Linked DNA regions of Homo sapiens: all the other regions are linked to region 3. The links are chromatin contacts, found by Hi-C or POLR2A ChIA-PET in ENCODE. All regions are on one chromosome and are shown on one strand. The core of a region is the stretch at or near the end of the contact, and the rest is flanking DNA. Distances in the headings are between cores, read along the strand shown.

Region 1 (7,810 bases), core at 2,671-5,170, 460 kb after region 3:
CATACATTGATAGTGGGAATGTAAAATGGGGAAGCCACTGTTTGGCATGATCTTAATTAAGCAGACTTGCTGCATTGACTCAGCAGCTGCACTCCTAGGAGAAAGGAAAGCGAACATCCACTCAGAGACTTGGTGTAAGTTCCCTGGAACCTCGGTCAACACAAGGAAACAATCCAGGTATCCGCTAGCAGGTGACTGAACAGGTGACGCCTGCCACGTCCACATGGTGGGTGCTTCTGCACAGGATGAGCTCAGAAGCACCTGCTGAGGGAGGGAAGTGTGGCTGTGTGGTAGGCAGTGTCCAGAAAAGGCAAATTTGTAAACAAAGTAGAATGATGACTGGGGCTAGGGCTGGAAATGGGACTGACTGCAGATGGACACGGGATCCCTTTCAGGTGATGGGAATGTTCTAGAGTAGTGACCATTTTACAACTCTTCAATTTTATTAAAAGCCATTCTGTGCTTAAAATGAGTGAAACTTAGGGTATGCAAAGTATACCTAAATAAAGCCGACGGGTGTTTTAAAAAGAATAGGCCGGGTGCGGTGGCTCATGCAGGTAATCCCAGCACTTTGGGAGGCTGAGGTGGGTGGATCACTTGAGGTCAGGAGTTTGAGACCAGCCTGGCCAACATGATGAAACCTCGTCTCTGCTAAAAATACAAAAATTAGCCTGGCGTGGTGGCACACGCCTGTCATCCCAGCTACTCAGGAGCATGAGGCAGGAGAATCACTTGAACCCAGGAGGCAGAGGTTGCATTGAGCCAAGAATGCACCACTGCACTCCAACCTGGGCGACGGAGTGAGACTCTGTCTCAACAATAAAAAATAATAAAGTGCTTCATTGCAGTAACTCAAGTGTGTAGGGAGACCCTGGGCTGGATGGCATGCCTGCTGGCAGACAGGGTATGACCCAGGACCCCCAGGTGAGATGAACCTGTCTTGTTGAATTCCCAAGTTAGGAGAGTTTTCAGTTGTTGGTATATTTTGTCAGGTTAGTAATCTGAAATCATCAAATTGCTAATGTGCGAATGTGTATTACTTACCAAAATGTCTATTTTTATTCTTTTTGAAGTTAAGATCTGAAGAACAGCTCAGGTTCCCAACATTCTCAGAGAATAATGTCTTGAGAATAAGCAACCTGCTCTTAAGTAGGTTTGTCTTGTCCATAGCAGAATTTATTGCCAGTGCCAAAAATCAATTTTGGCTAATACAGCAATTAATCAAAATTTGCTGTATTGAGTGAGGTAAGGGCAATTAGGAAATCATGAGTTGGGTTTTCTATTTGTTTCTGCTGTCAAGATTTGTGTTTTCTTAATGTTGATTTCTTATTTATGGTGATGAGGAGGGAGGTGAAACTATATTTAGTTTTCACAAGTATATTTGAAATTCTCTGGCCAGGAATTCACACTGGGTTCCCAAGCCCGTTGTGTGCTGACAATTCTGACAGAGCAAATCATTAATGCTGATGTGTATTTTTGAGGAAGCCACTTCCAGGGACACTTAGAAATGGTTAAAATGACTTTGGGTGTCCGAGGCAGGAGGATTGCTTGAACCTAGGCGTTCAAGACCAGCTTGGGCAACATAGTGAGACCCCATCTCCACAAAAAAAGTTTTAAGTTAGCCAGTCATGGTGGTATGTGCCTCTAGTCTCTAGTCCCAGTCATGGTGGTACGTGCCTCTAGTCCCAGATACTTGGGAAGTGGGAGGATCACTTGAGCCCATGAGGTCAGGGCTACAGTGAGCTGTGATCACACCACTGCACTCTAGCCTGGGTGACAAAGTAAGACTCTGTCTCAGAAAAAAAGAAAAGAAGTGGTTAATATGGTAAATGTTATGTTACATATGTTTTACCACAGTAAAATTTTTAAAACTAAGATGAAATGGCCAGTTTACAGCAGAGTAAAAATTCGAGGCCTGATATTCACCCCTTATGTGCCTAACCCTGTTCTCAAAGTATTAAACCCTTGGAAAGGTCACTATTTGCTAGAAAGTCGTCCCTCGGTGTCCACGGAGGAGATAGGTTCCGGGACCACTGCAGAAAGCAAAGAGCGAGGATGCTCAAGTCCCTGATATAAAATGGCATCATACGAGCACATCACCTATGCACTTCCTCTCTCATGTTTTAAATAATTTCTGGATTACTTGTAATACCTAACACAATGTAAATGCTGTGTGAATAGTTGTACTATGTTGTTTAGTCACTAATGATAAGAAAATCTACAAGTTAGGTATAGATGCAGATTTTTTCATGAATATCTTTGATTCATGGTTGAAGCCAGGGGTGAGGAACCCACAGACACAGAGGGCTATGTGTCCTTTTGAAAAGAATAAATCAAGCTTTGGAATAAGAATGAGGAAAGAAATGGAAAATTGCCCAAAAACGCCTTTGTCACATTTGCCGAAGAGTAGTTTTTCATACTAAGGGTCCCGTTTGAAATAAATTTTGTTAGCCAACCTAACTTCCTTACATTTCTTTAGTTGGATTCTCTTATAAACAATTATGAAAATTTTTAGATGAGATTGGCTACATTAAAGAACTGGCTTTAGTATTATAGCATAGTAGTTAACAAGGCCTAACTCGTTAATCATAGTGCTGTTTCACTGATAAAATTTTGCGTAGGCCTCTTATGGCAGCTCATGCCTATAATCCTAGCACTTTGGGAGGCTAAGATAGGAGGAGTACTTGAAGCCAGGAGTTTGAGACCAGCCTGGGCAACAATACGAAACCGTATCTACAAAAAAAAAAAAAAAAAAAATTAGCCAGGCATAGTGTTGTGCATCTGTAGTCCCAGCTACTCAGGGACTGAGGTGGGAGGATGGCCTCAGCTTGAAAGGCAGAGGTTATAATGAACCCAGATCACACCACTGCACTCCAGTCTGGGTGACAGAGTGAGACCCTGTCTCAAAAAAAAAAAAAAAAAATTGTGTAGGTTGGGCATGGTGGCTCATGCCTGTAATCCCAACACTTTGGGAGGCCAGGCACATCTTACATGGCCACAGCAGGAACAAGAGAGGATTGCTTGAGCCCCGAAGTTCAAGATGAGCCTAGGCAACATAGACCCTACCACTGAAAAAAAAAAAAAACAAGCATGGTGGTGCACACCTGTGGTCCTACTGACTCAGGAGAGGCAGGAGAATTGCTGGAGCCCAGGAGTTTGAGGTGACAGGTAGCTATGATTACACCACCCTACTCTAGCCTGGGCAACAGAACGTTCCCGTTAATTAAATTGTAAATCTTAGAACGTGATTTATCTAGGATATTTTATTTTAATGTATGGTATCTATTGTGAATTCATAGTAGTAAACAAAATTAAAACCATTAAAAATGTAGTTTTGACAAGTTGTTAAATCCACACTTACCCCATCAATTGATAAAATATGTAATCTATCACTTTTTCATTTCTCTAAATCTGTTCTCTAGTATGAAGGTAAAATTAAAGAATCGTTATTTTTCTCTATTTCTTCTGTTTGGTAATTCGTTGGGATCCTTTTTAGTAAAAATCTGATCTTAAAAAGATTGAGTGACTAACTTTAATTACCATAATTGTCTTTTTTTCACCCTGGCTGTCAGTTTTCTAAACCAGGTATAGGCCTGCTCTTTATTAAATTGCTGTTTGGTAAATATTTTAGGTTCTGTGGTCTCTGACCACTCAGCTCAAAGCCACTGGAGACAATATTTAAACAAATGAGTGGTGGTGGCCCTGTTCCAATAAAACTTTATTTACAAAAACAGGAAGTGTCTGTGGTTTGCCAGCTCCTGTTCTGAAGCTGGACTTTTTTTTTTTAAACCGAAATTTGATCCCTGTGTTTTCTACTAAGAAAGAGGATCCAGTTTGCTGATGTCGCAGGTCTGAGAGACATCACAGCATCACAGCGTTTAGTAGTCTTAAATGTGTGTTCAAAGTGGTAGGAACTGCCCCATGATTCTGTAGTACGTATTTGCTTTTCAGAAGGCTTTCGTGAACATGGTTGCAGTTTGCAGCGTTGGCTTTACTGTGCCCTTCTACAGATGGCAGCACGGGCTGTTCCAAGTCCTCCTTTTCCTTGGAGTCAGTGCTGCCCTGAGCCCTCCAGCCTTGCTGAGCTCCAGCCTTGCTGAGCTCCCGCCCTGACAGCCTCTTCTTTCTCTGCAGTGTGTATTCTGGGCACCAGTCCATCCTGATCCCGCCCTCTGAGCTGGAAACCAACCCCGCCTTGTGGCTTCTTGCCGTGAGTCAGTACAAAGTCCGAGACACGTTTTGCTCCTACTCCGTGATGGAGCTGTGCACCAAGGGGCTGGGCTCGCAAACAGAGTCCCTCAAGGTAAGCAGCTCCCTTGGCAGCTCAGTGCCCTGTGAGCCCACAGGGACTCCTTTCTAAGAAGGCACATCTGTGATGGGGTGAAGTTAAAACAGTCCTCCAAAACAAAGCCTGGGTTTAATCTAACGTCACCTGAAGCTTACAAACTGCCTTTATATGAAAATCTTTTTAACGTGAATATTTCCCCACGACCACAGACAGTAACGAACCAGAATGTAAAATATTTTCAATGCCTGTCATTCCACTGGGTCTACTTGAAAGATCCTAAATTTGATTTTTTGTTGGGTGGATTCAGTGTTCTGAAGTGTTCAGTGTTCAGAAGATCTTAGGTGATGTTAACTTTATTTGATACTGGTGTTTAAGAAGGTAGGTTTGAATTTAGCCGCTCACTTTTATTTTCCCTGGAGACCCTGATTTCTGGGTCTGGACCCTAAGCTCAATTCATTTTACAGTTCAGTTAACAGTGTTGTGTTTCATTTTTTAATAATTGCTATTATGTAAGAATAATAGTATTTCCCTCCATTTAAACCAAGGACATTTTGATACGTATATCTTCATGGTAAATTAAGTAGTCCTTAGCTCCAAGTAACTAGGAGGGAATAATCATCTGACCAGTTTTGATAAAATTTCAACTGACTTTGTACTCTTTGGATGTGTGTATGTCTTTGTATATACATGGATTGTGTTTGTGTTTCTGTCATCTACACAGAGATCAATAACGGAACAGTACATTTATCTGTCCTGCATTGTTTTCCTAATGCATAAAGCTTGGACAGGAAAGCAAAATGCAAGATAACTTTATGTAACATAAGTAATTGTGCAATCATTTTAAGTTTTTATATAGGAAAAAGTTAGCACTATTCATGTTCATCTATATTGTATTAGAAAGTGAGTACATTTTCATGACCTTCCTGTTGGCACATATATAAATAACCAGAATAAAATCATGACATAGTTGAGGGTCAGTATGCAATTTACGTATTCATTTCATCCTTACAATAGCTCTCTGAAATAGGAGCCCTTATTGTCTCCATTTTAAAGCTGAGGAAACTTATGTCATAGAGAAATTAAGCAACCTTTCCAGGTTCTTAGGCTGAACGAACCTGGAGCCAAATTTAGAATCTTTGGCTTCAGACCTGCTGTTGCAGCTGCATGCTGCTTTACCTCTCAGACGTGCGCGCGTGTGAATATGTAATTTGTGTCACCCAGACTTGAGTTTTTCCTGTTTAACTCTGTGTGTACAGTCGTGTCTGTACACTGAGCACGAATGTCAAAGCCAGCTCGAGCTGTGCGTCCTCCTTGCTCAGGACCCTTGTCGGTTGTCCGTGTGCCGAGGCTGCCTTGAAAGGGTTCGCAGGGCCTGACGGTTGGGGTTTTGGTGGCCGCCCCCTTAGCAGCTCTGGGTTCCACTCCAAGACGCAGACATTCACGGCTCGCCTTCACATTCACAAGCCATTCCTGTCGCTCCCTTACTTTCCCTCTGCTCGGCCCAGGTAGTGCCACAGAGTGAGCTGAGCTTAACTCCTTGAATTCCTGTATGACTTTTTCTGTTGTGCTCGGCTGACTGAATTTGGTGTGGAAACTGAGATGTTGTTAATCTTTTGCTTACTGTGGAAACAGACACGCTTGAGAATGAGAAGAAATTCTTGGCGTAATGGGACATAAATGGAGCACTGTCTATGAAGTCATCCAAAAATTTTAGTTTTATATTCCTATATATTAAAATGTAGGTTTTCAGGCTGGGTGTGGTGGTACATGTCTGCAGTCCCAGCTACTTGGGAGACCACAAGGTGGGAGGGTCACTTGAGCCGAGGAGTTCAACTCCAGCCTGGGCAGCATAGCAAGATCCCATCTCTTTTACATGTAGATTTTTCCCGTTCCTCTCCAGTGTGTGTTCTGGTACATCCATGCCCAGAAGAATGTATCAGATGGCTCTCTTTTCCCGAACGGCCTTTCATCGTCTCAGCCAGGAAGTTGCTTTTCCTCAACCTTTTTCCTCATAACAGTTCTTGCTGTGGCTCCAGGTGGTTGTTTGAGACGTGTTTGTAATTCCATTCTTAATCATTTGAATAGTTGTGTGAATGTTTTTTCACCAACTCCTGGTTTGTTATATTGAAGAAGTGGACACAGGTGGCCCTGGAAATGCATAGCTGTGTTGAGTTTTCCAATGTTTACGTGGGGATCTGTGGGAAGGAGTCTCTGGCTCACTCCAAGCTCGACACGTGGGGGCTGACTCGGTTTCTCTGTCATCATCTCCAGGCGCGAGGGCTGGACTTGTCCCGAGTGAGGACCTGCGTGGTTGTGGCGGAAGAGAGGCCTCGGATCGCACTCACACAGTCGTTCTCAAAGCTGTTTAAGGACCTGGGCCTTCACCCGCGGGCCGTCAGCACCTCGTTCGGTTGCAGGGTGAACCTGGCGATTTGCTTGCAGGTGAGATTCGGCGACATCACAGTGCTGAGTGGGAAGTGTGGCTCCCGGGGTGGGTACAGCACAGACTGGCTCCACTCGTCTCCCTCGGCTGATGCTTAGCTACATCCAGAAGAGATCTTTCAGTCACACGCATGCGGTTGGTGCAGATCTCTGTTTCTTTAAACTACAGTCTACGTTCGTATCCATTATTCATAACAAGCATTCATAGGACTTACTCTGTCCTGGAACATTTTAACTTTTGTGACAGGGGTAGCAGTTTGTCCAGACCTCTGCTGTTCGACTTTTTAAAGATTAGATACTAGACAGATGAAGAAACCAGTCCCTCGAAGTACTTAGTCCCACGCGTGTAGACGATCGCTGTAGGAAGAACTTAATGACATTGAGCAGGTTCTGGGATTTGCTGCTGCAATGGCATTTTAGAAACCGCAAAGCCGCACTTCTGGGAAACAGGCGTAAGTGAAGCAGCTCTAGCAAGACAGCCTTGCATTAACAGTGGCTGACAAGCTGCAGGCAGAGCTGCGGATTTCCTTCCTGGAAGAATAAGGGCTTCCCTCTCAGCAGGTGCTGGTGAGGCAAACGGTTGGTGTGCATCCCTCCACCTCCCTCTCCCCACCCCCTATCCTACTTGTGATCCCAGAGTGATTGCTTAAGGTTGCTGCTGGGTGAGCCTCCGAAGGCTCCCTCTGCCCTTTTCACGCCTGTCTAGGTGCTTGGAGTTAGCCACTAGGTCAGAGGAGGGAACCTCCTCTCTTCCCGAGATCACTTCAGAAAAAGTAGCTGCAAAAAGCTTTTCTTGATTTTTCTTTTACTTTTTTGAGACAGGGTATCACTCTGTCACCCAGGCTGGAGTGCAGTGGCGTCATGGCTCACTGCAGCCTCAACCCCCTGCCCCCCGCTCCCAGGCTCAAGCAACCCTCCCACCTCAGCCTCCCACGTGGCTGGGACTACAGGTGCACACCACCACGCCTGGCTAATTTTTAAATTTTTTGTGGAGACGGGGTTTCACCATGTCGCCCAGGCTGGTCTTGAACTCCTCAGCTTAACAATCTGTCTGCCCTGGCCTCCCAAAGTGCTGGGATT
Region 2 (7,451 bases), core at 2,346-4,845, 370 kb after region 3:
GGGAGGCTGAGGCAGGAGAATCTCTTGAACCAGGGAGTGAGAGGTTATTGTGAGCTGAGATCGCGCCACTGCTCTCCAGCCTGGGCAACAGAGGAAGACTCTGTCTCAAAAAAAAAAAAAAAAAAAAAAAAAAAACCCAAGGTGATAGAGAATTTTCAGGCTCTTAACATTGTTGCTTTTCTAACAAGTAAACTTTTAAAAAAATTCCCAGACAGCATAAGTCATGTGACAGTGATAATAAGTGTGTATATTGTTTGCAATTATTATCTTTTAAAAAACAAACCCGTGTCTTAAGATTATTTGCCGTGACTTCTCCTCTCACCCGATGGCTGGAGCTGCTCACCTGAGCTGGCGTCTCTCATAACTCACCTGGAGGTAGGATTCTGAGTGTCATTCTTAAATTGAAGTTTAAATAACAAATACACCAACAATTTATTCCCAAAAACCTTGGTACTGCATGAAAAGTTATTAAATGAAAAATATTCTCATAAATTATAGTGAAAAAATTGATGTATTTTGTTATAATCCAAGATATCCAATCTGCACAGATAGAAAAATCAATAATGAGAATGTATAAGAAACAAATACTGTAAAGGTGAATTGATTTGAGTGTAAAATGTGACGTGATGAAGGTTTGTCGTGTGCCCCGGAGGAAAACGGGGAGGTGGAGGGGCTGCTCCGCGTGAGGCACGTTCTGCTTTCTCTCCTGTTACCATCATCAGTGTCTTGATCCTTAAGGAACTGTATGGGTATCTAACACACACACACCGACGTAGAAATAAATCAGCTGCATGGTTATCTAACACACCAACGCACAAATCAGGTGCATCGGTATCTAACACACCAATGTAGAAATAAATCAGCTGCATGGGTATCTAACACACTGATGTAGAAATAAATCAGCTGCATGGTTATCTAACACACTGACATAGAAATAAATCAGCTGCATGGGTGTCTAACACACACACCGACATAGAAATCAGCTGCATGGGTATCTAACACACCGATGTAGTAGAAAAATCAGAGCCCACAAGAACATCTCAGGACTAACAAGGGCTAAACATACGTCACACTGAGACTCCTGAGAGCCGCACAGGCCCTCAGCATCCCCTAGGAAACGCGGCCCTTGTTCTCTCACTTTGTGGGTGACACAAGCAAACACTTGGTTTCTTCCCAAACTGCTGTGTAGAGGAAATGGGTCAGTGTGTATTTGTCTGAGATGACAGTGTCAAACATCTTATAGCATGTTTATATAAGGTGTGTTGGATGAAAAACTCATTATGCTAAAATAAATGGTTTATTATCTGAAACGTGGTTTAACTTCTCAAGAGTGTATCAAAAAGTCATTGAACAACTATTGAGACTTACGTGAAGTAAATCTGTGTTTGGCGAGGGACTGAGATTGTGGTGCACGTTTTTGCTGCAACATACAGCAAATCACCTTTCTTCTTACACAGATACCTCTTCTGGCTCAGAAGATGAAGGCTCAGTGCAGGGGGACTCCCAGGGCACCCCCACCTCCAGCCAGGGCAGCATCAATATGGAGCACTGGATCAGCCAGGCCATCCACGGCTCCACCACGTCCACCACCTCCTCGTCCTCTACGCAGAGCGGGGGCAGCGGGGCTGCCCACAGGCTGGCGGACGTCATGGCTCAGACCCACATAGGTGAGCACGCTTCACGGTGTCTTTCTGTGCCTGTTGTGTAAACGCCTTTGTGTGTGCACATTCTCTGTTTGCATCGTTGCAGCGGAATCCCTCGGTGGAAAGAGCACAGAGCTCCTCTGGCCCCTGGGGTGCTTTGGCTGGATTGTTTCTGGAAGCTGCTTTACACTTCTCATGCCCAGGTCCCTCCCACAGCTGCAATTCCAGGGGCCTTGTTCCTGGGGAATCCTGCAGCCGTATCCGCTCCCATCTTTTCTTCTCACTTATGCTCCTACATGAAACCTTAACAGTCCCAATCAACAGGACAGGGTTTTAAATGTGCTCGTCCTGACCGTGGGAGTCATTTAAGGAAACGAGGGCTTTAACCACAGCTGCTTGACGCTGCTGTCTGCCACAGGTGTTCAGACTTCTTGGGGGCCGGCACACTGCTTTGTGTAGGTTCTATGACAGGGAGATACTCTGTATGAGAAAAAGCACAAAGTTAGGATCACTGCCCTATGACGTTTGAACATGCTGTGGAAAAGGAGTAAAGTGAGAATTATTAGAGGAAGAGCTGGCACGTGGGGAGCGGTGATGGGCCTCACGTCGCTCTGCCTTTGAACGGTTCAGTAGTAAATGTTTTTCATCAAGTACGGGACTTGGGTTGAATAGGGTTTTGTGTGTGTCTCCATTAAAGCAGTAACCGGAGACGACTGCTTACCACGTCGCCGATAACGGAGCTCGAGCCACGGGCTCAGACCCTCCCGGTATCTCAGCTGCCGCAGGAAAACCTGATCCCTGAAAAAATCATCAGTGGGAAGCAGGTGCACGTCATTGTGATTAAATAGCCCACAGACACCCCAGAACCCCAGAATGTTCACTTCTAGATCACTGACTCCTTTACGCTCAGAGGCGTTTTGGATTGACTTGGGTCTCAGCCCCTTGGTCGCTCACTGAGACTTAAAGCGTCGGCCGTTTTCTGTCTGGAACAGGAGTTTGCTGGCAGGAGAGCTGGGTCTGTCTCACTTTTCCCAATAACTGCTGCTGGGATCTTGAAGTCAGTTCTCCTGCTTTTAGGCTTTTGGTGAGGAAAAAAATGAAAAAAACCATTTCTTTTTTCTCTCTCAGAACTGTTGTGAGTATAAAGGAGAAAATAGAAATACTCTGTAAAAGTTTGTAAAGTAATACTCAAATGCAAAGCAGTATTAAACTTCAGTTTAACACAGTTTCAGGAACATGTACACTGGTTTATGTGAATTAATAACCTGTACTTGAAATCACAGTACGTTAAACAATGAACAGGAATGTGTGACTGTTATTTTTTTTTGTAATAAAATTCCATGTGTATATTGGATCCCAGGATAGTGGCTGAGGCTCTGCCAGCTTTATCGGGCACCTGAACGGGGAGGCCAAACACCATCTCTGCCACTTGGGGGAAGCATTTGTATCCTCGGATTTTATTCAATTTTAAGGAAATGGGCAGAATCTTACCAAGGAAAACACATATTTTTGAACAAGTGAATCACGGCACTTGGCCTCCCTTTGCGGGTTTACCCTTGCAGTACTGGAGGAAGTTTTAGTACAAAGAATGTATCCAAACTATGAGGGGCTCATAACTCATGTACATCAAGGCTCAGTGTGACCCAAATGTAACTCTCGGGTGACCACATTCCGGTAATTTCTAATTAGGCACAAAGATAATCTTCCTAGACTATCTGGAAATTTTCTGTAACTTTGAAATTTTTTTGGAAAAAAAGCAGTGGCAAAATAATGAAACTTAATCAGAAAAGGAAAAATATTTTCTGTGGCAAAACAAAAGAAGTAAAAAGTCAGATTTGCACTTGACCTTGTGAGATAATCAGAAGCCTACAAACAGGAAAGTAGCGTGTGTGATCGTGCGTCTGCGTGCGCGTGAGTGTCCTAAGGAGTCCAAGCACAACAGATGGCTGAGTCACACTGGCCGATCCCTCCGGCAAGGGACAGAAGTGGAGGCTGCAGAGGCTGCTTGTGTCCGAGGGGAGAAAAGCCCAGGGCTGCAGACTCAGGTCACGGAGTCTCTCAGAGCTGGCCACGCTTCTACTTGCTGTTGAAGCAAAATCTCAAGTCCTTTGTGGATTTTTTCCACCAATTTAATTATGCCGGCAATTAAGTAGGGACATCTCACATGTATCTTAAGAGTCAAGCCAATTTGGCATAAGATAGGAAATCCCATTCTAGTTTTCTTTTTCCACTGCTCTACCCGCTGTCCATCTACAAGCTGTGTCCAGCGTTTTCACACCTCGGAGCTGAGAGGAGGCCTCCCAGACGCTACCATCCAAGTCCGCTGAGGACTTGAGGGGGTGTGTGTTGGTTCTGCAGGAAGTCGGGCCTGCCTGCCTCCAGGTGGAATGTCGTGGCACTGACGGGCGGTGTGGCGGGCCCTCCCCTTAGTTCTTGTCTTTTCAGTCACGGGTTCCCAGTGAACGGCATTGCCGAATCTACTTGTGACACCGGACTGACACCGTCAGGAGGGGCCGACGCCGTGTCCAGGCAGCTCGGCACCGCCCACCCGGCCCGATTCTCAGATCACAAAGCAGCGTCCTGTCACGGCCTCTTCTGTGCCTCGATCTTCTGTGTCCTGTTTTTGTGCGTTCAGTTGATTTCGCCGTCTAGACGGCCTCCGGGCACGGTGCGGACATGGGCAGCGTCCGGTGAAGAGAGGCTTTTGGGGATGAGCCCCACTTTCAGCGACACAAAGTACCGCCCTTCTGTTGCGTGGGACAGTGGCGGGGTGATCCTGAAAAGCTTCCATCAGAGGAGGATTCAGGATCGCGATCCGCATCGTGGCGCCCGTCATCAAGATTCTGGGTGTGACGGGCGTCATCAGTGGGCTGCTTGGCACATCTTCCTCAATGCGTTATTCATTAAATAGAAAAGCATGCTTTTCCCCATTCAGCCACGTACGGCTTAACTTTATCTCCAGGGGGTGCTGTAAGAGAAAGAGCTCCACGCGCTCATTGGCCTTACACGATCCTTAGTACACATTAGGGTGTAACGTGGTTTTTTGAATGACTGTTGTTGTTTGTACTAAGAGAAATAATAAAATAATAGTTCTTGATGTCTCCCCCTTTTATGAAGAAGATCCTATGAACTGTATACGTGTTAACTCACATAATCCACCCAACTACCCTACACGGTCATGGCCATTACTGTTCCCATTTGACGAAGAAACTGAGGCACGGAGAGCTTAAGGGACATCCCAAAATCCCCAGAAGTTTCCAGAGCCGGGTTTCCAATTCCAGGCCTTTGGCTGCGTCGACTGTGGCAGACAGGAAACAGGACCCCTCCGTGAACACACACAGGGTTCCTGACGCCCTGCCATTGCCAGTCTAACGTTATTCTAGTTAAAATGCTGCTGACATGGCTCCCGTTAGGAAATTACGTCTGAGGTTTTACCGAACTCTGCTCCATTTGCGGCAACATGAGTTATGCTGGGGTCCCCCTTTGTGCTGGATGTGTGTGGCAGATGCGGCTGAGATCGGCTCTGGCTTTCCATGGCACACCCAGGGTGAGCACCTGTGCTTCAGTCTCTTCCTGGGCTGTGGCTTGTTCCACCTTCAGAGCAAACATCACAACCACCAGAAAATCTCATGATGTGTTTCTTTACAGAAAATCATTCTGCACCTCCTGACGTAACCACGTACACCTCAGAGCACTCGATACAGGTGGAGAGACCGCAGGGTTCCACGGGGTCCCGGACAGCGCCCAAGTACGGCAACGCCGAGCTCATGGAGACCGGGGATGGTACGTCCCAAAGGAGAGATGCGTTTTTTTCTGGTAAACGGTTTGTGCTGACGTCCCGTTCCGTGCCCATGACTGGATGTGTTTCTTCCTGGGGTACAATCGGTTCTGACAAAGCCAATTTATCAGATCTTCGGGAGCCTCTCATGGAAGGTGGCCTAGCCACAAAAATGCAAATATTCTCCAAGTGAGCCCACAGTTATTCCTTGTAGGAAAAATGTAAATGTTGTAGGAATTTAGTCATGAGAAGAAAAAGAAATTTTAGAATTTGCTGCCGTTTTTGCTGCTGAATAACGGTGGTTCAGCAACTGAGAAATTCTTGTACAGGTGTGTTAAGACCATGAACAGTCACTTAGAAGAGCAAGATGAAGTTAAATGTACAACAGAATTACTGTCAGATGGGCTGATATGTTGCTTTAGACTTTGGAGGAAAGAGGGTCTTTTTATCCACGTTGGACAGAGATATCGGTGACTTGGTAACAGGCTGTGGCCGAGGGCTTCTTCCTTCCTTCTTTGTGGCCCAGTCTTGGTATATTCTGACTACAGCGGCTGTTCGTGTCACTCAGCCCCTATTCCATTTAGGTCTCAGTCCTTCCCGAGGTCATAAAAGTCAGGGTAGAACCTAGCGGTGAAATACAATGCCCTTGTGTGAAGCTGCATGGAGCAGCCTTGGTATGCTGTCATCTTGCGGTGCACGGGACTCACAGGCGGACAGGGAGGCCTATCAGAGCCCCGACAGGCACAGTGGACAGGGAGGCCTATCCGAGCTCCGACAGGTGGACGGGGATGCCTATCTGAGGCCTGACAGGTGCAGTGAACAGGGAGGCCTATCGAAGCCCTGACAGGAACAGGTGGACAGGGAGGCCTGTCCGCGCCCTGACAGGTGCAGGTGGACAGGGAGGCCTGTCCGAGCTCTGACAGGTGCAGGTGGACAGGGAGGCCTATCCGAGCTCCGACAGGTGGACGGGGATGCCTATCTGAGGCCTGACAGGTGCAGTGAACAGGGAGGCCTATCGAAGCCCTGACAGGAACAGGTGGACAGGGAGGCCTGTCCGCGCCCTGACAGGTGCAGGTGGACAGGGAGGCCTATCCGAGCCCTGACAGGTGCAGGTGGACAGGGAGGCCTATCGAAGCCCTGACAGGAACAGGTGGACAGGGAGGCCTATCCGAGCCCTGACAGGTGCAGGTGGACAGGGAGGCCTGTCCGAGCTCTGACAGGTGCAGGTGGACAGGGAGGCCTGTCCGCGCCCTGACAGGAACAGGTGGACAGGGAGGCCTATCCGAGCCCTGACAGGTGCAGGTGGACAGGGATGCCTATCCGAGCCCTGACAGGCGCAGGCAGACAGGGAGGCCTATTTGAGCCGACAGGCACAGGCGGACAGGGAGGCCTATCCGAGCCCTGACAGGAACAGGTGGACAGGGAGGCCTATCCGAGCCCTGACAGGCGCAGGCAGACAGGGATGCCTATCCTAGCTCCAACAGGCGCACTGCCACATCCTCACGTGAGGCAGAGCCCAACTGTGCCTTCGTAAGTGTCCAGTTAGTGCGCTTGAAATCGCCCTGATTGCCAGTGCGATGACTTTTCCTGGAATGCCTTTTGGTGTCATTATTTGCTTTAGTTCTCTGATGAGTTCGTCTTTACTAAATTGGCCATTTTTGTTATTCTTGTCATTTTAGTAACTTTGTCGTCTTTCAAGTCTGTACCTTTGCCTTTGTTCCCCAGGTAAATCCTGCGTGGTGTGTTGTGCTGTCTCGGCGTGTCATAGCCTCCCACACCAGAATCCCACAGGGGCCCTTGCTGGGAGGGTGATTCTGGGTCACACCCCAGACGTCATGAGCTAGAAGTTCGGGGGTCCCTGAGGCAATTCTGACATCTGCCAAATTAAGCTTGAGAATCGTTGGCCTGGTGGAATGGTATGATTCATCTGAACCAAATTAGTTGGGCTATTTAATGGGAACATACTATGTGTGGATATTGAGAGTTCTGGATTGTGTGTTTTTCTGTATTTTCAGAGATATGAAATATTT
Region 3 (7,672 bases), core at 2,878-5,377:
GGACTGACATTGCGTAGGACCGACATTGCCTAGGACCGACATTGCGTAGGACCGACATTGGGTAGGACGGACATCTTGACGGTATTAGGTCCTCTGATTCTCTATTTAGGTCTTAATGTCACTGTTTCACTTAATTTCAGTGTTTGGTAGTCAACATACTCAAGTCTTACACACCTTTTGTTAAATTTATCTGTAGAGATTTCATATTTTGATGTGATTTTTTCCATTGCTTAACTGTTCATTGCAAGCATATAGAAATATGGTTGGTTTTTTAATATTGAATTTATTTTCCTTCAACTCTCAGAGCTGGTTCCAAGCCTGACTTTTATTCACTGTTGCCTCTGAACACCTGGGTTGAATCTTCTACTCTCTGCATCCTTTGAACTTGTTTAAAATGTGCATGAGCAGCTGTCCCCTGCCCATTTTACGGAGTAGTGAGGGTCGAAGGAGCCCTTTGAGAAGGAAGCATTCTAGGCCTAAAGTACTAAATTGTTTACACAAATATCACAGATCCTGGTCCACCCAGGCCCTAGTGCTCGGCCAGCATTTGGTCCTGTGACAGAGCTGAGCACCAGGGGAAAGTCGGAAGAACTGTTTAAAAATGCTTAATAGCATGGTTCAAAGTTGTGTGCCATTTTTTCCTCAGACTCGTTTACTTTAAGGAAACAAAGCTATAGAGGGTGAGTGCTAGATGGGAAAACCATGGCTGTGGCTCCGTTTTTGAAGTCTGCAACATGTTACACCATTTCTTCTGGTTTCCAGCCCCTTCTCATCCCATTTATGTTTTATTTGGACTGTTTTTGATACACCAGAAATCAGTGACAGCAATAGAACAGCTGTTATCCAGCAGCCCTGACTTAATTTGACACAGCAGTGACTCAGAGTGTGGTCTTTCGGTGCAGCTATCTCCAACAATAAGCATGAAAAGAAACATTAGAGAGCTTTTAAAACACTTTTATTTTTAAGGTTTTTTTTTTTTTTTTTTTTTTCTGAGACACGGTCTTCTTCCATCGCCCAGGCTGGAGCGCGGTGGTGCCATCATGGCTCACTGCAGCCTCCATCTCCCGGGCTCAGTGGATCCTCCCACCTCAGCCTCCCGAGTAACTGGGACTACAGGGGTGCACCATTACACCTGGCTAAAAATTTTAAATATTTAGTAGTGTTCTGTTTTCTAATTCATGTTATTCCCGTGGATGGCCCAGTCCTGAGGGCCACCCCTGCCCAGTGGTGCTCAAGGCTTCACAAGACCTGACCCTTCCCAGTGAACGCTGACTATACTGGGGCCGAGCATTTGACTGCAACACAGCCAGTTCACATGCTGGTAAGCAGCCTGGGACCTATGCTTGTGAGTGAAGACTGGGCCACCAGGTCTGTATTATCAGGTGAACACCCAGAGAGGCACACAGACCCTGTGTGAGCAGACGTCGTGGTGGGAGAGGAAGGGGCCCCACACAGCTGCCCCGCACCCACAACCCTGATGGACAAGCTGTGCCCACCTTTTTGGGAGGACCGACGCCCTGCAGTCTGATCAATACCCGCAGCTCTTGGCCGTTGGCTGTGTCACAGCTGCCTGGAGGCCTGGCCCCTAGATTTCTGATGAAGAACTGACTTTGAGAACTACTGCTCTACAAAGATGACAATCCAGTTTTATTGTTGACATATCACTAGTGAGTCGGCGTGATCTGTTTGGCAACTAGGTGCCTGCACACAGGCACACATACATGCACACCCAGGTAGATGCGCACACATCTGTGCTCACTCAGATGCACACACAGGCACACGTACGTGCACACCCAGGTAGATGCACACACAGGCACATGTACGTGCACACCCAGGTAGATGCACACACAGGCACACATAAGTGCATACACAGGCACAGACATGCACACACAGGCACACACATGTGCACACACAGATGTGAACACATACATGCACACACGCACAAATACATGTACACACACTGGCAGACACAGGAATGCATGCACGCACTCATACATGTACACATACACATGCATGCACACACTCATAGATGTACATAGAGACACAGGTACACATACACGCACACAGGTGCACACATGCACACACATGCACACTCACTGGGCTGGACTGGGGGGCAGGTGTGGGCTTCAGTGCATCTGCATCTGGATCCTCCATAGCTGTTCCTGGCTCCAGGCTTGCCTGTGGCTCAGTGACTCAGAACCACCTGGGAAAACTGTAAAGCTGGGGTGCTCGGCTCCCTGGGGGTCTGGCCTAGCTGGTCCGGTGGCAGGGTTGGAGTGCACTGGGAGCTCTGCGGCAGACCCTGCACAACTCTGTGACTCGCTGGCAACAGGCTCGCCTTGTCTCGACTCCTTGCCTCGACTCCTGCCTGTCCTTCCTTCCTCTGTGAAAGGCACGTCACAGTCCAGTCCTCCTCAAAGTGTGGCCCAATCCGCATCCCCTGGGTGCTGTCAGAGCTGCAGACACCAGGCCCGGCCCTGTGCTCAGGCAAGTCCCTGAGACAGGGATGCGTGGCTGAGACGCCGACAGACACATCTCTTGGAGGCTTTGAGAAGGAGCCGATGGCTGTCCCTAGCAGAGAACGACCCTTCAACCCAGGCAGGAAGCCCATCTGAGACTCCATGTGCTGGACCCCAGTGCCTGTGCTATGGCGTCTCATCACAGACACTAGTGCGCAGGCTGGTGATACAGATGCCGCGGCCAGCCTGGAAGGAGCCGCCTTGGGGACGAAGATACTTCTGAGGACCCCTGGAGGCCTCTTTCTTCCTGGCCCCTGGCTGGCCTCACCCTTAGATGACGGTGCTGGAGGAGGGGAAGTGCAGTGCAGCGGACACAGATGGTGGTCCAGGTAAGAAGCGTCACCCCGACAGTGCCTGGGGGCCCAGCTCAGGGATGCCTGCTGCAGACCACCTTTCCTAGAAGCTCCACCTGAAAGGTTTTTTTTGAGACAGGCTCTGTTGCCCAGGCTGGAGTGCAGTGGCATGATCTTGGCTTACTGCAGCCTCGAACTCCTGGGCTCAAGTGATCCTCCCACCTCAGCCTCCTAAGCAGCTGGGACCACAGGTGCACACCACCATGCCTGGCTAATTATTTTTGTAGTACAGGGTCTTGCCGTCGAACTCCTAGCCTCCCGAAGCACTGGGATTACAGGTGTGAGCTGCCATGCCCAGCCCTGAATGGTTTTTAAGGCGTGCACACACAGTCTTAGAGCTGGATTTTTCCAAAGCCGGCTATTTCAGCCCTGCTCCACGGGCTCGTCAGGTCCCTTTGACTAGGGGTCTGTGGCTGCCAGAAACAGGTTTGGAGGCCGGGACGTGACCTCCTGCTGAGGGCTGACCAGCTTGCTGGGGAGAGACCCGGCAGGGAGACTCACTGGCCCTACAGCTTGCTGGGGAGAGACCCGGCAGGGAGACTCACTGGCCCTACAGCTTTCCCTGCAGCTGGGCCTGGCGCAAAGCAGCTCAGACTTCAGCCTCGCAGGCCACACCCCTCCCCATCGGTGACTGCTGCCCTGAGTGAGGCCGGCACACGGCCCCCTCCTGCGTTGTCTCCAGGTCTCTGTCCACTGATCTCTATCCTGGCAGCCTCTGCCCTGCCTCGCCAGTGCCTGCTGGAGGTCAGGGGGCGGCTGTGGGCCTGGGCACGTGAGGGGCAGTGACTGTGCCCGCTTGGATGTGTGCATGGAGTGGGCAGTGCAGGAGCCCAGCGAACAAGGAGCATGGGGCTGGCATTTGGCCTGGGAGGCCTGGCGCATCTTCCTCTTCCTGCCCTCAGCGCCTCTGCTCCGCTTTCTAGCCATGTCGCACTCGGGGATAAAACCGAGGACATTTGGGGAAATTCTTGGCATCACGTATTGGAAAGGCAAAGGGGTCCCAGGCTCCATCTTCGGGTGCTGTGGCCTGAACTGTGGAGCTCAGACCTCCCCACGCCCCGGTTGCCTCGTGCAGACAATTGGGCCAGGAGGGGGTTCTGCATGCGGCAGATCCAGCCACTGCCAGGGCACCCAGAACCACGCGCGCAGGTTCAGTGTCAGTGCCAGAGAAGCCCGGCCCAGCCGTCCCTGTCCGTGTGGTTGTGGCTTCAGCAGACCTGCCAGTGGCCAGTGCTGCCTCACGAGGGCGTCTGTGGCCAGGCTCACCAGAGACTGGAAAGTTCCCGGAGGACAGGGGGACGGACACCACGCCAGCTGGAGCGATCTTCTGGTGACGAGGCGGCTCCACCATCCAGTGGCAGCTCCTTGATGTTCTTACTGTCATCGTCCCCAAAAATCCCAACAGAATTCCACGTCAGGAAACAAAAAGGAAAGACACACCCGTGGCGAAGGCCCCAGCCCCACCCCCTGCCCAGATAGACAGCCATCGGCGTGCGACAGAGACCCAGGAGAGGCTCCCTTGCCCCCTGCGTCCACACTGGGTGAGCCTGCAGCGCTGGGCAGGGCACCATGGACACCTGGCGAGGAAACGCAGCGGCAACATCTGCCTGCGCAGCCTGTGGCGGGGGCTGGTGTCGAAGGGCGCATGGGCCTTGCAAAGGGGCCCCAGCCAGCGCCCCCTGGCCCCGGAGCAGAGCTCTGCAAGGTAGGACTTCCCCGCGGCCTCCCAGGGCCATGTTTGGTTTTGCTGCCATTCTGGGAAGGCTGTGTGCCTCGCAGTTGTGCTCTGGGCCGAGTTTGTCTTCCTGACCCGTCACAGCAGCCTCAGCACTTTAATCCCGTCCAACGTGGCAACATCAAGGCACGTCCGTCAGGGGGACCTTTGAGCCCAGCGGGGCCAAGCGGCCTCCCAGCTGGAGCGCACAGAGGACAGCCAAGCCGACGTCCCCCTGCCCCAGAGTGGCCTCTGGAGCCAGCGCTGTCTCGGCAAAACATCACCCACCAAGTTATGTTCATGTTGGTTTTTAATTACATTTGTTTTATTTGCGGCTATTCGGCTTTATGGCGGAATACAAGTCAGCAAGAGCTTGTGCCCAGTTTTATTAAGCTGTTTGTACAGCATAAGTAGCCATTAAATCAAAACCCTGGGCAGTGGCAAGACTTTCGTTTCTGTTAAAGAGGGTCTGTGTGTGATTTCAGTCTGAGAAACACTGGGCCCCCGTGCTCCACGGTGACCACCTGCCACACGTGGGTGGTTTGGCAAGAGAAGCCATGTGGTGTTTCCTCCGAGTCCACACCAGGATGATGGTGCGTTAGCGATATGTGGTCAGAGGACACATCACCGTCAGAATTAACCCCGCCCGTCTCACGTTGCTTTTTAATGTGACTCCCAGGAAGCCTAGGATCCCCTGCGCAGCGCGTTCTGTGTATGGAGCAGCAGCACGAGCTGAGGCTCTGCTCCCGGTCCTTCCCTAGACCCCCTGCAGCTGCTGCCACCCTGGGTGCTGACCCTCCAGCCAGGGGTCTCGGCTTGGGCCCTGCAGGAGCGTGTGGCCCGGTCCCATCACCAGCGGGTCTCTGTGTCCAGCTGCACCAGCTCCTTCGGCTGGGGCCCTCCAAGGATGGCTGGGGCTGTGGGCGGCTCCAGGCCGGCTTCTGCCGTGCACCTGGTTTCTAACCCACCCGGAGCCATCCTACTTCCTAAGCTCTGTCCAGCGCCCAGTGGCTGGCCCAGCCTGGGATGAGGAACGTAACGGGGATGTGAGGTCAGTGTGGGGAGAGTGAGGGGCCTCCCAGGGCGGCTCCCACATCCTGCCTGTCCTGGCAGCCTCCCAGCCAGAACTCCTGCGGGGTGAGTCTGAACTTCCATATGGACCTCCGCCTGCTCCCGCCTCTTTGCCATTCAACCCCCGGAATCTGTGAAAAACAAAATAAAACTAAAACCCAACTCTCACCAGGCACGGTGGCTCACGCCTGTAATCCCAGCACTTTGGGAGACCAAGGCAGGTGAATCACTTGAAGTCAGGAGTTTGAGACCAGCCTGGCCAACATGGTGAAACCCTGTCTTTACCAAAAATATAAAAAATTAGCCAGGCGTGGTAGGGCACGCCTATAATCCCAGCTAATTGGGAGGCTGAGGCAGGAGAATCGCTTGAACCCGGGAGGCGGAGCTTGCAGTGAGCCGAGATCGCGCCACTGCACTCCAGCCTGGGCGACAGAGCGAGACTCTGTCTCAAAAAAAAAAAAAAAAAAAAAAAAAAGCACTAGTAGAAGCTGCCACCAGAGAGAGGCTCACATCCAGTTTTCACAGGACGCAAGAACTTTGCAGCAATGGCTGTGATTTCGCCCGTGGCTGGAGGATGTCTCGAGTCTGGACGCTGCCTCGGTGCGTGCAGCCGGGCTGGTGAGCCTGTTTCCCGCAGTCTGTGCTGCGCCCCAGGGATCTAGCAATGGCCGGCACCGTCCCCGCCTGCAGAGGACCTGGCAGCCAGGCAGAGCGCGTGTCAGCCCCAACACCGCAGACACCAGGGATTTGTTTCTGACAATCTGGAGGCTGGAAGTTCCGGGCCAAGGTGCCGGCCGACCTGGTTCCTGGAGCCACCTCGCGCCTTCCCTCTGCACAGGCAGGGAGCACGTGGTGTCTGTTCTTCTCCTGGAGGCCACGGCCCATGGGATCAGGACCCCACACTCCCGGCTCAGTTACCCTAACTACCTCTGAAAAGGCTGCGTCTCCAAATACCACACGTCGAAGCTGAGACTTCAGTGAATGGATTTGGGGGATGCGGTGCTGCCCGTGGCTGCACCTGTGACAGCTGAGGAAGGGACAGGTCTGGGGTCTGAGAGGAGGGCGGGGTGGTTCTGCAGAAAGTGGGGAGGAAGAGGCAGTGCGTTTAGGTAGGGCCTCAAGGAGCAGGTGGACTCGGCCGCGGACAAGGCGAAGTCATCCAGCAAACATGGAGCAGCGTCGTGTGCGGAGACACAGGGACCCTGGTAGCCTGAGGCCTGAGAGCCGGCTGGGGGCAGGCGTGGGGTGTCCACCCAAACGGCTGCACAGAGGGTCTGAGCTGACCCTGAGGGCAGTGGGCAGTGATGTCAGATTTACATTCAAGGCGGTCTCCTGGGAGAAGAGAAAGGCCTGGACCCCGTGCTGGCCACACCCTTACCCGAGACGAGGACCCCCGCCCCACCCCGCCCCCGCACCACAGGCGCCCATGGGAGTCAGCAGAGGCTGGAAGTCGTGGTTGCCTTTGAGCGGGGGAGGGAGGGCGGGGTGGAGGGGCCACGCTTCCCCCTGCATACTTCCCCCTGCATACTTTGGGGTCTTTGGTGCTGTGCACAGTTCTTGCCTATGAAAAGAGTAAAGTAAGTTAGCTGGGTGCAGTGGCTCACACCTGTAATCCCAGCACCTTGGGAGGCTGAGGCAGGCCTACTGCTTGAGCCCAGAAGGCTGAGGCTGCCGTGAGCCATGATCACGCCACTGCACTCCAGCCTGGGTCGAAGAGCAAGACCTCATCTCAAAAACAATTTTTTTTTCCCCAGGAAAGTAAAAGAAATCAATGACCTTTCATTTCATTTTTAAAAGGAAGAGTCTGCACTTGAGAAATGGCATCCGGTGGCAAGGCTGAAACTTCTTCTTGGAGGGGCTCCAGCTGCAATTCAGTTGGGAAAGCTCCTCGAAGGCCGCCTTGTGTCGGCCATAACGCCCTGCTTAGAGCCCTCGCCCTCCCCTGTCTGTGTGCGGCTGGAGGCCTCGTCCGCCCAGGTGCTCTCCCCAGCCCTCCCTCGGTCCTGTCCTGACCT
Region 4 (7,266 bases), core at 3,524-6,023, 420 kb after region 3:
AGGAGGATAATGGAAAGCCCGGGGATCTGAGCTCGCCCTATCTAGGTAGTTCCGTGTGGGTTTTCTTATTTGGGGAGACTTTTCTTTTATATCTGGTTAGCTCTATCCTTTTTGATTCTTACATCTAGAATAATTCTTTTTCCAGAGTCTTTCATGCTTTTTTCAATACACCAGTTACTTCATTCAAATGAGATCTCCTTTTCCAAATATTAACTTTTATGTTTCCCCATTTATGTCTTCAGTTTCATTATAAACCATAATATTTTAAAGTTAAACAGCTAACTTATAGTCCAGCTTTTAGGTCTGAAGTGCGTTAAAGATTTATAAATGGAAAATTACAGAAACAATGTGTACCTAAATTGTGGTGACTCACTTAGATAACCGTTGAGGAATTGTTAGTTTTCAGGAATGTAATCCGTGATCTTAGATTTTAACTTATTTGTTCGCAAATTCAGTCAGCAGCTATTCATTGCTAGACATTTTCCAGGGCTGGGATGCAGCAGTGAGCAAAACAAACTGTGGCCGCTCTTGGGAGAGTTGGGTCTGAGGGAGGAGGTCGCACAGGTAGTCAGAGGTGTGTGCTGTGGGGTGGGCACACTGGGTGGGGGGTGTTTTCTGAGGGGACAAGAAGTCCCCTGGAGACAGGGAGAGGGCCGTGTGGACGTCTGCCGGAGGAACGTCCTGGGTAGCAGCGAGAACCAGCACAGAAGCCCCAAGGCGGGAGCAAGCTGGGGTGTCCGGCAGAGGAGGTGGGGTGGGCCCCAGCGTGGTGAACGTGTGCGCAGTGGTCTTCTGAAAACTGCCTTATGCGGACCCGTCTTCTCCTGACCCACAATGCATTCTACAGCTTGCCTGCCACCCAAATAGTTTTCCTTAGAACTTGGCAGCCACAATGGCACAGCGTAAATCTTATTTTAGATTCTTATAAAATTGGGCATACGCCCAGGCAGTCTGCATCTGAATTGAGGCTGGACAGTCAGGATTTCCATCATTGCTGTTCAGTGGTTTTGTCTGCATTCTTGGAGTGGATGCACCACCCTCCAGACATTTGCAAAACTAGAAGAGCAGACCGTGGAGTGAGCAGGAGCCGGGAGGAAAGAGAGAGCTGGTCTGTGCAGGGCCTGGAGGGAGGGGAGAGAGAGCTGGTCTGTGCAGGGCCTGCATAGAGGGGGCAGGAGAGGAGCTGCGTTGGTAGTTTACGGGTGTTCTTGGGATTCCCTGGGAATGTAGAGGCGGAAGCAGTAGACTCGCTGCCAGCTGTTCATAAACAGAACGAGCATCCCCTAATGCAGCCACATGGGCAGCCAGCACTGTGCCTGGGGTGCCAGCACTGTGCCCAGAGGTGCCCAGCCTGCCGCATGTGTGCTGACTGCACATCTGTGATTGTGATGGCTTATCTGCTCCTGCATATTCAAGTTAAAAACTGTCATTACAGGCCCACGGATGACAGTAACCAGCCCCCGGGCCGGGGTGTCCTCTCCATGCATGGACTGACCTATGGGGTCATTCGTGTGGACTCGGAAGAGAAGCTGTCCGTGCTCACCGTGCAGGATGTCGGCCTCGTGATGCCTGGAGGTGAGTGTGGGTCGCGAGCTGCACAGATTAACCAGTTATTAAATGCTTTTCTAACACATGTCACCAAAGCCTGCGTTCCCACGTTCCCGCGTTCCCGTGGTGTGCCCTCAGGCTGAGAGCCTCACTCCCAGTCTTCTGAAGTCTTTGTTAGGCTTCAGACATTTGAGGCAGTGTTCCCTCTCCTGGTAGACGATCAAGAAGATGGGGAAGGGCAGCTTTGCACACTGGGACCTCAGGCTGCTCTTCCCTGGAAGGCTTCGGGGCCAGTGCAGGGTCCACACTGGTGCCTGGGCAGCTTCCCTTCCCTCCCCCAGAGGACGTGCCCATCTGTCACCCTAAGGCACTAGCCAGAGTGGGAACAGCCAAGCTCGGCTTCCGCCAAGGCAGACACATGTGAAAATCAAGGAATGTGAGTTTGTGTGACCATGAAACCTGTTTTCAGCAGTAGAGACCTTTTTCCAAGTCTCAGAAGCCTTTTCCACAGATGCATGAGGAAGCGCCCAGCTGCAGGGCCCGCCGTGCCTCCCCACCAGCCCCACGAGGAGCGCCCAGGCACCTCCCAGGAGCCGCTTTACCATTCTTAGGGTGCACACGCTTGGCGCTCAACTCATGGGGTCACAGGCAGCATCAGCCCCTGGCTGTTTGGCCCCAGAAAGGGAACCCGTCTCTTTTCTCAGCTGGGAATCCTGGAGCCTGTGTCTCCTGCTGAGCCCTCCAGGCATGGGGTGTGGGCTCAAGCCCAGCAGGGTAGCCATGCCTGTGCGAGCAGTGCTGCCGCCTTCAGCAGCAGGTGCAGGGCGCCAGGTCAGGTGGGCCTCAGCAGGGACCCTCGCCCCATGGAGTCTCACAGAGGCAGACCCCTCATGCCCCTTCATGGTGAGCTGCGCTAGGGCCAGGCACTCCAGAAGCTGTCTCGCCTTTCTGTTCGGCCTGTTTGGCATAAAAGAAATGAAGGCAGCCCGTGGCTTCCCTCCTCCTCACTACTCCCTGATTCCCTGCGGACGCCCTCCAGCATCCCCGCAGCTCTGCCTCTGCCTGCAGCCCTCTAGCCCCTGTGTCCAGCCCACTCCCTGCCTCCCAGCTGTGGCCAGGCCCCCCTGGCTCCATTTCTTTAATATTTAATTTTCAAATAAATGGAACTGCATGGTGAAATCTTCAAAAGGTTCTGAAGGACACAATGAAAATGCTCCTTTGTGACTGTGAGAACAACCGCGGGCTTCCCAGGCCCCTGTCAGAGGCACCTGGGGCTGTGCAGCAGTGAGAGCAACCGCGGGCTTCCCGGGCCCCCGTCGGAGGCACCTGGGGCTGTGCAGCAGTGAGAGCAACCGCGGGCTTCCCGGGCCCCCGTCGGAGGCACCTGGGGCTGTGCAGCAGTGAGAGCAACCGCGGGCTTCCCGGGCCCCCGTCGGAGGCACCTGGGGCTGTGCAGCAGTGAGAGCAACCGCGGGCTTCCCGGGCCCCCGTCGGAGGCACCTGGGGCTGTGCAGCAGTGAGAGCAACCGCGGGCTTCCCGGGCCCCCGTCGGAGGCACCTGGGGCTGTGCGGCAGTGAGAGCAACCGCGGGCTTCCCGGGCCCCCGTCGGAGGCACCTGGGGCTGTGGAACAGAAGCCTGCACCCCCACCCCGTGTGTGTCCTCTGCCCTGGGTTCCGGGGTTTTCTCACGTCATGATGGAGTACTGCGTACATACGCATGTTTTATCCTGAGGGTCCTTTGTCAGCGCGTAACGAGCTCCGCGGTGTTCTCAAGGCAGCACAGTGCTACCTTGTGGGGGCACTAAGTTTATTTGAGCCCCCCCGTTTGGTGAATTTCCCTCTTTTGCTGCTGCAGTGAGTGACCCCCTCGTGTCTAATGGAAACAGTTCTAGAAGTGGGAGTTGTGTTTCAAAGAGAACTGCCGATGTGATTTTTGTGATTGTCTTTTCGAAGGTTGTGAAGCTGTACCCTGCCGAGCGGTAAGCAGCAGCACTTCTTTCTCCACTCCTTACCCACCGTGTTACCTGACTTTTGTTTTTACCAATCTGATGGGTGAAGAATCTTTCAGTGTAAATTTAATGTGAACTTTTTTTTTTTTTTTTTCTGAGACGGAGTCTCGCTGTCGCCCAGGCTGGAGTGCAGTGGCGCGATCTCGGTTCACCGCAGGCTCTGCCTCCCGGGTTCACGCCATTCTCCTGCCTCCGCCTCCCGAGGAGCTGGGACTACAGGCGCCCGCCACTGCGCCCGGCTACTTTTTTGTATTTTTAGTAGAGACGGGGTTTCACCATGTTAGCCAGGATGGTCTCGATCTCCTGACCTTGTGATCCGCCCGCCTCGGCCTCCCAAAGTACTGGGATTACAGGCGTGAGCCACCGCGTCCGGCCTTAATGTGAATCTTTCTTCCTGTGAGTTTAACTTATGTTTCCACTGTTCTGTACTCCAGCCCAGCGGGTGCCGGCTGTTTTAGGCTCTTTCTAAACAGCTCAGCTGTCACTAATGCACACTCCACCCTTCTGAAGCCTGAGGCTCTTGGCTCCCTAATCAGATTTGTGGATTGCAGTTGGGGGGTATGTAGGATGTTGTTGGGCAAAGCATGAAAGTGTTGGTGGCACAGACCAGTGAGAACTTATCAGCATTGAACCGTGTGCAAAGCGCTCCAGTGGTGTTCTCGGAAGGGCTCACCTTGCACGGAGTGTGAAATCGAAGATTCAGATTTCCATAAGACATTAGAGGCTTGATTTGCAGAGGTCAAGTTGCACCACGTTGCTGATGTCTGGTGTGGCAGGTGGTCCTGATGTTAGTTCTGAGGTTCCTCCCCATATCTAAATGGCAGATGATGTCACGCCCCTAAATACAACTTGCGCATTAACATTAAAGCAATTGAAATATTTATTGATGTTTCAACTATGAAATTTGACATGTTGCTGCAACAGGAAAACTCATGGCTCTTTAGGGAAAATGAGTGCCTGGCTGACTACCATCCGTGCAGTTTTGCTCCAGACCCCATTCCTGTTCACTGGTGTCGTTCATATTCGCGTCTTCCCTGTTTCCTTTATTCTCCCCACCTGCCCCCTCTCACACTGCATGTGCTTTCCTGTTTGCTTTTAGCCATCATGTGTTCAGTGAAGCCAGACGGGGTTCCTCAGCTGTGCAGAACGGATGAGATCGGGGAGCTGTGTGTGTGTGCAGTTGCGACGGGCACGTCCTACTATGGCCTCTCTGGCATGACCAAGAACACCTTTGAGGTAGGTGGAGGAGAGTCTTACCATGGGCACCATCTGTGGCTCCGTCTCCAAAGAGCCCTTGCCAGGTGCATAGTGATAGACGTGGAATGTAAGATCCATTTTAGCAAGACGTGTTTATATGAATGAAAACGATGGCACTTTACCACTTTTTATCGCTTTTGATAAATTTGTTTTATCAGCATTGTTCTGACCTTATAACCAGTGTTTAAAAGAATAAGCATGCTTTAAAAAGGATCCTTTTTGTTACTTTTCTCACTTTTACTGTGAAAAGTGGATCATTATTGAACGTGCACTTGTGTGCGTGAAGGGCCTTGCCTGGGGAAGCCAAGTGGAGCCCCTTTACAGCCCCTTGGCCTGGGCTACACGTGGCCAGGTACGAACCCTCGCCTGGGGAAGCCAACTAGAGCCCCTTTACGGCTCCTCGGCCTGGGCTAGATGTGGCCAGGTATGAACCTGTGAGAACTCGAGCACACGTGTATGTAACGATCTCAGTGGCACAAGCAAGTATGCATGTGGTGTACACAGATGCGTGTGTAATGTGCGTGCATGGGGCGTGTGCACAGATGTGCTGTGTAATGAAGGGCTCAGACACACGTTCAGTGCTGCAACTCAGAACTCTTATCTTTTTACCAAGTAGGTCCTGGCCTTAGAAGTAGCACAACATTTAAGTTATATGTAAGAAAATATAAATTGTTTGGGGATACATTTCCTAAATGTTTAGAACTTTTGGTTGTTGTTGAGACAGGGTCTTGCTCTGTCACTCAGGCTGGAGGGCAGTGGCACGTTCACAGCTCACTGCAGCTTCAAACTCCTGGGCTCAAGCCATCTTCCTGCCTCAGCCTCCGAGTCACTGGGAGTACAGGCGTGTGCCACCACACCTGAATAATTAAAAAAAAAATTCTTGTGTACATATGGGGTCTCATGCTGTTGTCCAGGCTGATCTCAAACTCCTGGCCTCAAGCAATCCTCCCATCTTAGCCTCCTAAAGTGCCGGGATTACAGGCATGAGCCACTGTTGCTGGTCTAAATGTTGAGAACTTTGGATGTGGCTGAACAGATGTTACAGTACCTGTCTATGATAGCTTTCTTGAGTGTGAATTCAACTTTCTAAAATATCCCTCGAAACTGAGCTGGATACAAATCTAAATAAAAACTCCATCTCCGTTTCTCTGGTTTATCTGCAAGGGTGGAGGAAAAAAGAGGGTTAGAGTTTGAACTGATCTGATTTGCTTCCTTAATATTTTTCTTTTCAGCATACTTCCAACAAGGGCAAATAACATTTTATGAATGAAGAGAGATTACTTTAAAACTAACAGACGTTGTTTAAAATGTACCTTGACTCTTCACTCGTCTTTTACATTGTGGTTTTGTAAACCAAGTAATCAGTTACTGCTGATTGGCCTCCTGTGAGACTTCTGGGTGTTATCTGTTCAGGGTTCAGAGGCAGGAGGCTCCAGCAGGTGAGTGGAGGTGCAGGAACGGATGGGGTCCTGCTGAGGTGGGCAGGAAGTGCTTTTCTGCCTCGAAGACTGTTGGCCACCAGCGGTCACTGTGACCTCGGCCCTAGGGCAGGGTTGCTGGGGTGAAAGGCAGAGCTTAAGCAAAGCAGGTGCCGTGCTCCCAGGAGTAGCGGCGAGGATTAAAACCAGCTGACCACATGAACAGTGGCCTGATGGATGCTGTTTCCCCCAGGTGTTTCCCATGACAAGCTCCGGGGCTCCGATCAGTGAATACCCATTCATAAGGACAGGCTTGCTGGGGTTCGTGGGTCCCGGAGGCCTCGTCTTCGTGGTGGGCAAGATGGATGGCCTCATGGTGGTCAGCGGGCGCAGGCACAACGCCGACGACATCGTGGCCACTGCGCTGGCCGTAGAACCCATGAAGTTTGTCTACCGGGGAAGGTCAGTGGCGTTCTGCAAATCAAGCATATGGTTTCCGGTCGGCCATATTTTTTATGTGGTTTTGAAGGGTTGAAAGTTGCACAGTTTCCTTAAATGTATTGTGTCTCCGTTTCCTCTTCCATGTTATTGAAGCAACTGGACTCTGACCTCTGAGATTTAATCCAGTTCTGAATGTCCAAGATTTTATAGAAATTCCCTGAGCTCCATAAATATATTTCCATTGAACTTCCCCTCTAAGTATAATAGAAATATGCATTAGAAAACTTATTTCTGATAAATAACTGCACAAATTAAAGATCCAGATATCCATCGTGGAGCGGGTTGGAGAGACCCAAGGACAATGGTTCAGTCACAGACTTGTGTGAGTGCAGACGCTCGCCACCTCCCCGCTCTACCAGTTTTCTTCTCCCTGCCTTGCCTGGTGCACAGTGGAGGCTCCGTGATGAAATAAGTTGCCACGGTTCCTGAGTTTTTGCCAATCTGGAGGAAGTCATAAAGTGTTTTAGAGCCTTTTTTCAGTTTGGAAGCTGATGGGAGCAGGAAGTAGATACCTGGATATGATGTTGCTGCC

Evidence for each region. A loop is a pair of places that touch in the nucleus more often than their neighbours do. ChIA-PET counts read pairs that join two places held with the same protein, here RNA polymerase II (POLR2A). Pooled maps may share reads with other maps.
Region 1: a pooled map shows a loop between it and region 3 (2.5-fold over the local background). The contact joins two enhancer-like sites. A Hi-C loop is called at or near these places in 3 of 50 pooled maps. POLR2A ChIA-PET finds 5 or more read pairs at or near these places in 2 of 52 experiments (A673 and OCI-LY7).
Region 2: a map of Caco-2 shows a loop between it and region 3 (2.8-fold over the local background). The contact joins two enhancer-like sites. A Hi-C loop is called at or near these places in 1 of 168 maps with a recorded cell type or tissue (Caco-2).
Region 4: a map of transverse colon shows a loop between it and region 3 (2.3-fold over the local background). The contact joins two enhancer-like sites. A Hi-C loop is called at or near these places in 2 of 168 maps with a recorded cell type or tissue (sigmoid colon and transverse colon) and 4 of 50 pooled maps. POLR2A ChIA-PET finds 5 or more read pairs at or near these places in 1 of 52 experiments (activated CD4-positive, alpha-beta T cell).

Annotation. Positions count from the first base shown.
Region 1 is chr10:325,926-333,735 of GRCh38, reverse strand. It overlaps DIP2C (disco interacting protein 2 homolog C), which reads left to right. Exons shown (of 37, transcript NM_014974.3): 30 at 4,135-4,303; 31 at 6,560-6,730. Among named protein-coding and RNA genes, the nearest start is that of ZMYND11, 190 kb to the right of the region's middle. Within about 2 kb of position 3,920, at least 19 of the 41 ENCODE cell types and tissues checked have a DNase peak (open chromatin) inside an H3K27ac peak, as active enhancers do.
Region 2 is chr10:417,040-424,490 of GRCh38, reverse strand. It overlaps DIP2C (disco interacting protein 2 homolog C), which reads left to right. Exons shown (of 37, transcript NM_014974.3): 5 at 1,458-1,667; 6 at 5,292-5,426. Among named protein-coding and RNA genes, the nearest start is that of DIP2C-AS2, 210 kb to the left of the region's middle. Within about 2 kb of position 3,595, at least 3 of the 41 ENCODE cell types and tissues checked have a DNase peak (open chromatin) inside an H3K27ac peak, as active enhancers do.
Region 3 is chr10:786,051-793,722 of GRCh38, reverse strand. No RefSeq gene overlaps it. Among named protein-coding and RNA genes, the nearest start is that of DIP2C, 100 kb to the right of the region's middle. RefSeq lists a cis regulatory region at 4,749-4,762 and enhancers at 4,684-4,828, 5,124-6,045. Within about 2 kb of position 4,127, at least 7 of the 41 ENCODE cell types and tissues checked have a DNase peak (open chromatin) inside an H3K27ac peak, as active enhancers do.
Region 4 is chr10:363,803-371,068 of GRCh38, reverse strand. DIP2C (disco interacting protein 2 homolog C) reads left to right here. Exons shown (of 37, transcript NM_014974.3): 18 at 1,436-1,575; 19 at 4,658-4,794; 20 at 6,487-6,695. Among named protein-coding and RNA genes, the nearest start is that of ZMYND11, 230 kb to the right of the region's middle. RefSeq lists enhancers at 976-1,915, 6,074-7,266. Within about 2 kb of position 4,773, at least 2 of the 41 ENCODE cell types and tissues checked have a DNase peak (open chromatin) inside an H3K27ac peak, as active enhancers do.